Linked DNA regions of Mus musculus: all the other regions are linked to region 3. The links are chromatin contacts, found by Hi-C or POLR2A ChIA-PET in ENCODE. All regions are on one chromosome and are shown on one strand. The core of a region is the stretch at or near the end of the contact, and the rest is flanking DNA. Distances in the headings are between cores, read along the strand shown. Region 1 holds the start of Arhgap45 (Rho GTPase activating protein 45). Region 2 overlaps Sbno2 (strawberry notch 2). Region 3 holds the start of Gpx4 (glutathione peroxidase 4).

Region 1 (3,391 bases), core at 805-3,304, 37 kb before region 3:
CTAGAAGATAGGGGCGGGCCATATGCACCATAGGGGCAGAGCCCGACTGTATGAGGGAAGCCTGGAAAGGTGGAAGTGCTCAGAGGAGCTTTTTGGATGGAGTCCAGGGGAGGTGAGGAGTGTCTGTCCTTCGATACAGGTGTGCCAGGTCCTCTGAGTGGGCGTAGTCTCTTAGACTCGTGGGCGTGGCTCGCAGCAGGGTAGGGTGAGAAGGAATTGGGTTGGGTCCAGGTGTCCAAGACAGGCCAAGGACAGGTCTAGTAGGGAGTATCGAGATTTCGAGGAGCAATAGGGGCCATGGCCTGCATCCCTGGTCCTGTCCCCTCCAGGTTCGGGGCTGGCCACACACTGACTCTAAGGGTCCCACCGGACCAGCCTGAGCCGGCGATAGCCTTCATCAGGATCACATTCCCTGGGGCTGAACTCCGGGAGGTGCACGGCAGCCGTCTGCGCTTCCAACTGCCACCGGGGGGCAGATGCACCCTGACACGAGTGTTCAGGGAGCTGGCTGCCCAGGGCAGGGCCCACGGTGTGGAGGACTTCTCTGTGAGCCAGACCACTCTGGAGGAGGTGACTTCGGGCACCATCAAAGGGTTTGAAGGGAAGAGCTGAGGTGCCTCAGGACCCTGGGCTGACATCTACCCCCACCCCATGCATTTCTGCCCCCTCCATGTCTCTGCCCTGCCAGGTGTTCCTATATTTCTCCAAAGACCAAGGGGAAGAGGAAGAGAGCAGTCGGCAGGAGGCTGAAGAAGAGGAGGTTTCCAAACCTGGCCGGCAGCATCCCAAACGTGTCAGCCGATTCCTGGAAGACCCCAGCTCTGTGGAGACCATGATCTGAGCATGCCTGCCTTGGGACTGAGTGGCAAAGCTCAGACAGAGGATCTCTGTACCATACGCTGGCTCCCAGAAAGCCTTGGGCTCTGGGGGAAATAAAAAGAAACTAGAATGAGAATGAGGCCACGGCTGAGTTTGTGTTTTAGGAGTCTTAGCTCTGTACAGTCCCATACACTATCACATGTACAGTATGCGCGTGTGTCCTGCTGTGAATTGCCTGCAACACGGACACTTCCCAGGTGTCCAGTCACACGTATCCTGACCTGCATGTACCTATGTGGGTCTGACACCCAAGGGCGGGACTTGTGAGTGTTTCTGACCGTGAAGTAGAGATGAGGTCAGGCTTGTGGAATGTTCCAGACGGTATAGAGGACCCTGGTACTTTCCTGGCCTGACCGGACCAGAAGCCCACCCCAGAGCCAGCCAGTCTTCATCCTGAGACAACCTCCCAAGCCCACCCCCAGCCATCCAACTATGAGTGGGAGGCACGGGACCCTTAAGGGGCTCCTCGGCTGGGTTTGTGGCTGGACCAGAGCTTGGAGAGCGGGCCTAGGTACTGCAGGCTGCGGCCTTTCTGGGCTGTGTCCCCGAGAGCCACCCAGTGTGCCTGAGGTCAGTGGAGTTTGGGATGGTTAAGGGACATGGTGTCTAAATTATTAAATAGTACCTCTGGGGATCCTGAGACCTGAAGCTCAGAGCTGGGATATAGAGGGCAGAGTGGGAGTGGGAGCTAAGTGGAGGCCAGCAGGGCAGTGGAGCTCCTGGGTTGCTGGATGGAAGCCACCCAGGCATGGCACCTTCAGGTCCTATGGTCCCCAGAAGACTGTAAGGCTGGTGATTATAGGGAATGGGGGGTCACCTGTGCATGGTGAGGGACTCAGGGGGTGTCTGTTTGATCTGTGTGTGAACCTGTTGCTCAGCCTCCTCTCTGGTCTTTCATATCAGTATACACATGACACTGCCTTTCTTGACTGTATGTTATGTCCCAAGCAAGAGTCAGCTAATGCCTGGATCGGGTGGCCACACAGGACACAGGCTGCAAGTGGAAGGTGGCCTGCTGTGGGGAACCTGTGTCAGAGTCAGTGTGCAGAGTCCTATAAGAGCTGACACTTGGGACAGTCACACTGGGGGCGGATCTGAGGTGTCACCTCCCTCCCTCTGCTGGGGAGCCTTTTCCTGTGTAGGAGACTTATGCGCCAATGAGAGCCAAGCCAGTCACGTGTGGCTCTGACAGCTGGGGAGGGGGTGGCCCTGAGCAATGTGGTCCAGAGACAGCCTGCACCAGGAGTTGCAGGACTGAGACCACCCCCAGACTCCCACCCTGCCGTTGCCCGCCTGTCCTCACCTAGGGCCACTGGGGCTGACTCCACCATGTTCTCTCGGAAGAAGCGAGAACTTATGAAAACTCCCTCTATTTCCAAAAAGAACCGCGCGGGGAGCCCCAACCCGCAGTCCTCCTCAGGGGTGAGTGGGGCACAGAGCGGGTGGGGACCCAGGATGACACCCACAGCCTGTGGTCACTGATGGGCATAGCATGCAACTACAACACCATGCTGGGTCCACGCTGGGGGAACCGGGCCAGCTATAGTCCACACCAGGCAGAATGGCCGGCGACAAGGAGTGGCCTGAACCTAGGAGGCCGCATTACGGTAGGTAGGGATGGCCTTGGGTGGCAACCAAGTCACCCATCTTGATGAGGGATGTCCCCGTCGTGTGCCAATGACGGTTGTGGGTAGTGGGTAGAACTGGTATTGGAGTCTAGTGACTACACTGTAATATGGGGTCTGGGCAATTTTAGGGTTCTGAAAGCCAATGGGGAACTGGTGTTGAACTGGGGTGCAGGTGTACAGAGCAGATTGGGGGGGTCTCCAAGTTTCTCCAGGACCTGCTGCTGCCTGCTGAGCTTTTGAGAATTTGTGAGGTTTAGGGGTACCTCTACTAGGTCTGGGGGTGTCCTGAGACACAGGAGCCTGATGATCTTTTCAGGTCACAGAAGTTATCCATGTTTTTAGAAAGTGGACACCCGTAGAGGTATCTGGGGTGGCTACAGGGTTAGAGACTCACAAGAGTCCTCCCCACCCCCACCAGGAAGTGGGGTGCCCCCTCCCTCCTGTGCCCCACAGGCCCCGCCTCTGGCTGTGGTTTGGGTAGGGACGGTTGTTTGTGAAAGCTATAGACAGGAGGATGTTGGGTAACAGGTGGGGGGGGGGGAGCTTAAAATTCTCTGCCCACTGACCTCTGACCCCTGTGAGGACTTTCTGGGGAAACTGAGGCAGTGTCTGGGATGGGGGATCCCCTTGACTCCTCTTCCCTATGCATACCTAGGAGCTGCCCAGGAAGGATTGGACAGAAGCTCCCGGCCTGGAGCCACCAGCCACATCCCTGTCCACGGTAGCCAAGGGCACAGGGACACTCAAAAGACCCACCAGCCTGAGCCGCCATGCCAGTGCAGCAGGCTTCCCGCTCTCGGGCACTGCCACCTGGACCCTGGGCCGTGGGTACCGAAGCCCCCTTTCTGCGGCCAGTCCGGCAGAGTTACCCACTGAGGGAGCTT
Region 2 (3,251 bases), core at 148-2,647, 44 kb after region 3:
AGAGTAACTAATCACAGTGAGAGAAGAAATTTTCTGAAGACAATCTTTACTTACAGCCCAGTGCTTCACTAGTCCACTCCTTGCCTACATATCATCCAAAACTATAGAAGCTAGTAATGGGGCGCCATGGGCAAAGTCTGTTCATGCTGGAGGCATGCCTGGAGGAGCCTCTGTGTGTAGCATCTGAAGAGTTGACTTCCTATAGAAGCACAGGGGCATATCGCCTAGCTTTACAGCTACCCATCCCAGAAGCATGACAGAGCCTCAGGCTGCGTCTCCAGGGCCCTAGCCCCAGCCCTGGGAAGTGCCAGCCTGGGTCTCAAGCTTCAGCCTGGTCTTTCAGTGCTGAGCTATGATCTCTGCTTCTCAAGTCATTCTGTTAGGTCACTTTCTACCCGAGCCTGGCTTCCTTCCTATTCCTTTGACACTGATGACCTGGTATGTCTATGGTCCACAGAGAGCTTGCTGCCATCCCACCTGAAGTTCAGAGCCTCTTGGAGAACTCAAGTGGTAGCTGGGGCTGGCCACCACTGTCCTTGAGATCCTTTGGTCCAGCCTCAGTGTCAACACAGGGATCTTCATCCCAGCATGAGGGTTCTCTAATGTCCAGAGGAGAGTGGAGGCTAGCTAGCTCTAGCTTGGGGTTGGGCTGTGGGTACAGGAGCAGTGTGTGTCTGTGTGAGTGAGGGTCCATGCTCCATGCTAGGACAAGCAGGCTTGATTGACACTGCTGCCTAAGGCACCCACTTCTTTCTCCACTATGAAGAGAATACAGGTCCAGCAACATAAGCACAAGGGCCTCCAGATGGGACCTGGGCTGGTTCCCACAGGCCTATAGGGGAGGCTCTAGGCTGGTGGTTGGTGGAAGCCTCACCTCAGCAATGCTGTCAATGGATAGACCTTGACTCCAGAGGACTGACTCCTGCTATACCCATTTCCACAGCCTGCAGGGCAGACAGTGTGGCCTAAATTGGGGTCTGCCTGTAAGTGAAAGAGAGAGAAGACCTCAGGGACACTATGGCCACTCAGACACACCCACTGTGGTTTTGACTCTGGACTCATTCATTCTGTAGCAGAACTCCAGAGTGCTGGGGTGACAGTGTGAACCACCCCACAACACAAGGTTTATATGGCTGTGGAATGGAACCCAGGGCTTTCTACATGCACGCCTGGCAAGTGCTCTGTCCCTAGAGCTATAGCCCCTCACCTGGGACTCTTACCAAAACCTGAGAGAGACAGTCAGTCTTGACCATGGAAGTCAGCATGTCCACAGGGCCAATTATTCTAATGACTCTCTAGGCCACACCTCAGACCCCCGACACTACAGGCCAGCCACTGGTCCCCAAAGGAGACTCTTGAATGATCAGCAGGGGTCCAAGGACACAGTGTCAGATGCTGGAGTGTCTGGAGTCCCACAGCTTCTCTGCGGCACTTTCCCCAGCCCCGCCCTTCGGGGGCGGGGGGCGGGGGGGGGGAGGAAGCAGGTGGGCGGGGCACATTGGAGAGGCCCAGGCATGGCAGGAGGGGGCAGGAGAAAGGAATGTGGCTCTGGGTATCCAGACAGGCTGGTTTTTCAGGAGAAGCCCAGGACTGGGGTTTGGGGGTGGCAGCCCCTGACTATCTAAAGTGAGCAAAACAGGACATCACACCCAGCCCCCAATGCTGAGTGCTACCAGGTTCCCACAGAGCCAGAGTAAAAATGTCAACTCCGGAACACCCCTAGTGGCATCCCTGAGTACCCAACCTCTACCTGGGGCTCAGAAGGCCAAGCTTCAGAATCCAAAAGGCCATCTCCCTGGACTCCAGGATGCCTGTGCCCAGGTGACAGCAACAGGTTTCTTTAGCTGGCCTCTAGCCAGGCTTAGACATGAACACCCCTGACCAGTACACAGGGACTCAGATACCACAATTCACTGTACTTGGGATACACGCAGAGCCCTCACTGGCCCAACCCAGAACATTCTGGTTGCTCCCAACCATTCATTTGTAACACGACATGGACCCTCTGGTCCCCACCAGGCATATGAGACTACCCCCATAACCACTCCCCAGGACCCAGAGCCAAAACTGCACCCACCCTATAGAGAGAACCGTGTAATTTTGGTTTCTTTAAAAAACAAAACAAAACAAAACAAAGAAATATTAAAAGAGCGTGTTTTTGTTTTAATCCCAGGTGTGGGGTGTAGGGCTGCTTTGGACTGTCCACAGCAGCTGATTATGATTTGCCTCCTGCTCTAGCAGAGGCACGGTTTTGCCAGCTGCAGAAAGTTTCTGGGAGTGTGAGGTGTTTGGGATTCTGGGAACTTTTCAGAGGGTATATACATGCTAGGACCTGAGAGGCGGGTTGGTAGTTGGTGGTTGTTCAGCGGGGATGGGTGTTGTTGGTAGTCATGCTGGAAGGAGAAGCTAGATCTAGGGCTCTCCCCACTCCCCATCCTTCTTTCTCTCCTATCTAGTGATAGGGAGTGAAACAGGGGGAAGGAGTGAGATAAAGGGTGGGAAAAGTAGCAAAGACCAGAAACACTGCCCTCTCCACAAGCTGCAGACAGAGTAAGGGGACCACACTGCCCTTGGTTTTCCTGATGTGCAGAAGGCCACCGGGGGCTACAGAATGGCCCGAGAGCAACTGGGATATATAGCTGCTGTTCTAGCATCAGGGACTTTCTCTCTGACCTATTGGCACGCCTGGTACAGTGACCCCACCCTTGTCACGATGAGTCACCATCATAAAGACCTAGATCTGCTGCCCTCCCAGGACCCTCAACCTGTCCTGCCTGGATCTGCAGCCTTTGACCCTCCATTGGTGGGGGACTTCCGGAAAAGGCAAATGAGCGTTTTCCTCCAGGTCCTGCACTGTCACTTTCGAAATGTGGCAGGACCTTGCCCCATCCCAGCCACCGCCCCTTTCAGTTTCACTCCATACTGGATTTGTACTGGGGCCAGGATAGGGCCAGTCTGAGAGACCTGTAAGTCTGCTCACCACAGCACAGCTGCACATGGATGTGGGGGTGCAAGTCTGGAAAAAAGCAGCAAGGTCTAGGGACAAAAGATGGAGGCAAGGGAGGACAAGGCAGACAGACAGCTCTGAAGCCACGTAGGAGTGCTGTATCTGACCCACTATCCATCTCCCTGTGGTCAGTGTGGACACATAGCGGCCAAGCCAATATCTTCCCCAGTACATATGATATCTCTGCTGTCCCCAGACCCTCAGCACACAGCCCCAGGCATGGCTGGCTGGCTGTTCTTCATAC
Region 3 (3,661 bases), core at 469-2,968:
GAGGGTGTGTTGTGTATTTACAACTTAAGCTAAAGCTCAAGTGCAAGTCCCTTAGAGGTCTTCAGTGACTCTCAGTGTCACCCCAGCTTGGGGGCTGGGAGGAAACAGCTGACTTCCTGAGGCGGGGGGGGGGGGGGGGCCCTCAGGGCAACTGAGAACTTACAGGACAGGATTGGGCAAGAATGTATCTGACACCCCAGATCATCTTAACCTTGGGGGGGGGGGTGTCTGCCCGTGGGGCGTGAGCTCCCTTGGACCCAGATCCCCGGGAGGGCTCCTGTCTCGCGGATGGCTTACTCCAGGGTTCAGAAAAAGAGGATTGAAGGGATTAGAGTCCAGGCGAGGGCGTGGACAGGCAGCTGAGCTGAGGAATGTCCTGAGTCACTCCTGTGACACGGGGAGGGCAAAGGGCCCAGTGCTGGGCTGAGAGCTGTGGGGGCTGGACAAGGCCATAGGTGAAGTTGCAGGAGGAACTGTTGGGCCTTCAGCTTCTCACTTAGGCCCCTAAGACCTGTGGCTTCTTTGATGTAGGCAGGGACCTCTGAGGACAATAGTAACTATTTATATGTCTCTTGCCACCTTGCTTTCCTGACACAGGGTTCACTGTAGCCTTGGCTGACCTGGAACTTGCTTACCAGACCAGGCTGCCCTCTAGGCTCCAAGGGCTGGGGCTAAGAGTGTGACCACTAGGCCCATCTCCATCTTGGTTTTGAGGCAGGTTCTCTCTCTGACCACGAGTACTTGGGTGACCTGACTTAGCTGCAGGGATGCTCCAGCCTCGGAATCGCAGGTTCTGGAATTACAAGAGCATCCTTGTGCACCAGATTGCGTGGGTGCTTCGATTGGGACATAGTCCTGTGTTTTCATGGCAATGGCTTTCTCACCAAGCCCTCTTATCACCCCCTCAAATCAACTTCACAGGAATCAATATCTACAGGTGACAAGATAGGGCCTGGTGTCATTGACCTATCTATCACCCTAGTACCTAGGAGTCTAAGGCAGGATTGCTGAGTTCTAAGACCGGCTGAACTGTAAAATTGGGGGTCGAGGGGGGGGGGAGAAGCTACATCTGGGGTTCGGGACTCAATGGGTTGAGAGCCCTCACTTGCATGCTGCAGGTTCTGGGTTCCATCCCTACACCTCATGGCAGCACACTTTTGCCATTCCATAGTTTAGGTTAGCCTGAGCTACAGGAGGCAACCTCTGATAAAGAAAATAGAAATGGAAGGGATGTGGGGATTGGCCGACACCGAGATCCCAGCACTCAGTAGGCTGAGGCTGGCGGTCCAGGGGTTCAAGGTCATCCTCTGCTATATAAACAGTCCAAGGCTAGCCTGGGTTACATGAGATTCTGTTTCCAGTAGAAAAAGGAGACTCCTGTACTTTCAAAGGGGCTCTTTAAGGGGATGACTTTGACACGCTTTCTATTCCCAGAGGTTCCCCAAAGCGCCCTGGCACCCTGCTCCGCTGCAGGCAACCTCGCGGATAACTGTCCACAGCCCTCCAACGCGTCGTCCGCGAGAACGCGGCTCCCGTTTCTCCCGCGTCCCTATCACTGGGCATGCGCAGTTGCTGATAACAACAAACTCGTAAGCCCAGCCCCGCCCAAGCCGTCCCTTCATTCAGGCTTCCCATTGGCTGCAGGGGCCTCGCGTCTTAGCGCAGGCGCATCTGACCAATAAGAGACGTCAGTGGGCGTGCCCGAGGGCGGGCAAGCCATACTCGGCCTCGCGCGTCCATTGGTCGGCTGCGTGAGGGGAGGAGCCGCTGGCTCCGGCCGCCGAGATGAGCTGGGGCCGTCTGAGCCGCTTACTTAAGCCAGCACTGCTGTGCGGGGCTCTGGCTGCGCCTGGTCTGGCAGGCACCATGGTGGGCTACTGGGAACTTGGAGGATCGCGGGTGGGGGCGGGGTTCGGAGTCGGGTCACCGTATCCAGGGTGGAGATCAGGGGTCGTGGGATCGGTTAGCTAGAGAAGGGGGCACCCAGGTGGGAAAGCGGAGCCTGATAGGCATCTCCGGGGTTGAACAAGGCTAGGCCTCGGCGCGGGAGGTCCTTGGGCGGTGAGAACCGGTGTCGGGGTCACCATAGCGGGCTCTGACCTGGTCACGCGCCCTGCCCGGCCTGGTGCGTCACAGTCGGCGGCGCCTTGGCTACCGGCTCTTTGTCCCCGCGCTGTGCTTGGGACGCACAGACCGGCGGGCATGGGCCGCGCGGCCGCCCGCAAGCGGGGACGCTGCAGACAGCGCGGCGGATCCCCGAGAGGCCGGCGACGCCGTGGACCTGGACGCCAAAGTCCTAGGAAACGCCCGGGCCCTCGGCGAAGGAAAGCGCGCGCGCGCCGCCGCAGGAGGGCGCGCCCTCGCCGGATGGAGCCCATTCCTGAACCTTTCAACCCGGGGCCTCTGCTGCAAGAGCCTCCCCAGTACTGCAACAGCTCCGAGTTCCTGGGCTTGGTGTGCGGCCAGGGATACCCCTGCCGTCCTCTTCCCTGGTAGCATATTCTAGGGGTGTCCACAGATCTTATCAGGACGACCTGAAAGGGGCGTACTTAATGGAAGGAACCTTGAGACTCCTCCACCTAGTGCCCCAGGACTTTCTTTCTTTGGCACCGGATTCTTCTCCCCTAGGGGACCTGGGTTAGGACACTCAGTTTTCCTGTTTTACAGTGTGCATCCCGCGATGATTGGCGCTGTGCGCGCTCCATGCACGAATTCTCAGCCAAGGACATCGACGGGCACATGGTCTGCCTGGATAAGTACAGGTGGGTTTCTAGTCATATGGGCGGTGTGCATGGCTGGTCTGAAAATGGGGATTTCCTGACTGGCTTCATTCCCACTCTTTCTCTCTCCCAGGGGTTTCGTGTGCATCGTCACCAACGTGGCCTCGCAATGAGGCAAAACTGACGTAAACTACACTCAGCTAGTCGATCTGCATGCCCGATATGCTGAGTGTGGTTTACGAATCCTGGCCTTCCCCTGCAACCAGTTTGGGAGGCAGGTGTGTGGCTGTTCCCCAGGCAATGCCCCTCATACGGGGTGGGGGTGGGGGGCTGTGTCAGTGTGTGTGTGTGTCTCAGTGTACAGTGTAGTGTATCTTCCAAGTAAATGTTGCTTCCTGCAGGAGCCAGGAAGTAATCAAGAAATCAAGGAGTTTGCAGCCGGCTACAACGTCAAGTTTGACATGTACAGCAAGATCTGTGTAAATGGGGACGATGCCCACCCACTGTGGAAATGGATGAAAGTCCAGCCCAAGGGCAGGGGCATGCTGGGAAAGTGAGTGGCCCTGGGGGAGGGAGGGGACAGATGGCTCTGGACCTGGGTGGGGAGCAGGTGCCAAATTTTTAGGTTTTTTTTTTTTCCTTGTTTTTTTTGGGGGGGGGTGTGTGTGTTTCATTGTGTAGCTCTAGTTTGGGTCAGAACTCAGAGATCTGCCTGCCCTGCTAAAGTGCTGGGATTAAAGGTGTGCACCACCTGGCTGAGCCTCAAAGATGACTTTAGTTGTATTTTATGTGTATGGGTGTTTTGTCTGAGTGTATTTATGTGTACCACGTAGGTACAGTGTCTGCAGAGACTAGAAGAGGGCATGGAATTTGCCAAAGCTGGGGTTGGTGGGTTGGTAGCCACCAAGTGGGGCCTGGGGGCTGAGTTTGAGTGCTCTTTA

Evidence for each region. A loop is a pair of places that touch in the nucleus more often than their neighbours do. ChIA-PET counts read pairs that join two places held with the same protein, here RNA polymerase II (POLR2A).
Region 1: POLR2A ChIA-PET joins it to region 3 with 55 read pairs in embryonic stem cell. The contact joins the promoter of Arhgap45 here to the promoter of Gpx4 in region 3. POLR2A ChIA-PET finds 5 or more read pairs at or near these places in 4 of 5 experiments (Patski and embryonic stem cell).
Region 2: POLR2A ChIA-PET joins it to region 3 with 36 read pairs in Patski. The contact joins the enhancer-like site here to the promoter of Gpx4 in region 3. A Hi-C loop is called at or near these places in 4 of 37 maps with a recorded cell type or tissue (T-helper 17 cell, gastrocnemius, heart and 1 more). POLR2A ChIA-PET finds 5 or more read pairs at or near these places in 4 of 5 experiments (Patski and embryonic stem cell).

The regions. Positions count from the first base shown.
Region 1 is chr10:80,014,618-80,018,008 of GRCm38, forward strand. It overlaps Arhgap45 (Rho GTPase activating protein 45), which reads left to right and starts at 2,055. Exons shown (of 23, transcript NM_001142701.1): 1 at 2,055-2,301; 2 at 3,163-3,391. The coding sequence starts at 2,209. It overlaps Abca7 (ATP-binding cassette, sub-family A (ABC1), member 7), which reads left to right. Exons shown (of 47, transcript NM_001347081.2): 46 at 330-570; 47 at 689-955. The coding sequence ends at 841.
Region 2 is chr10:80,095,939-80,099,189 of GRCm38, forward strand. The region is part of intron 1 of Sbno2 (strawberry notch 2); the gene reads right to left. Among named protein-coding and RNA genes, the nearest start is that of Sbno2, 5.1 kb to the right of the region's middle. Within about 2 kb of position 1,398, at least 1 of the 3 ENCODE cell types and tissues checked has a DNase peak (open chromatin) inside an H3K27ac peak, as active enhancers do; it is heart, where a contact is called at or near this core.
Region 3 is chr10:80,051,847-80,055,507 of GRCm38, forward strand. Gpx4 (glutathione peroxidase 4) reads left to right here and starts at 1,719. Exons shown (of 7, transcript NM_008162.4): 1 at 1,719-1,869; 2 at 2,668-2,762; 3 at 2,854-2,998; 4 at 3,122-3,273. The coding sequence starts at 1,786.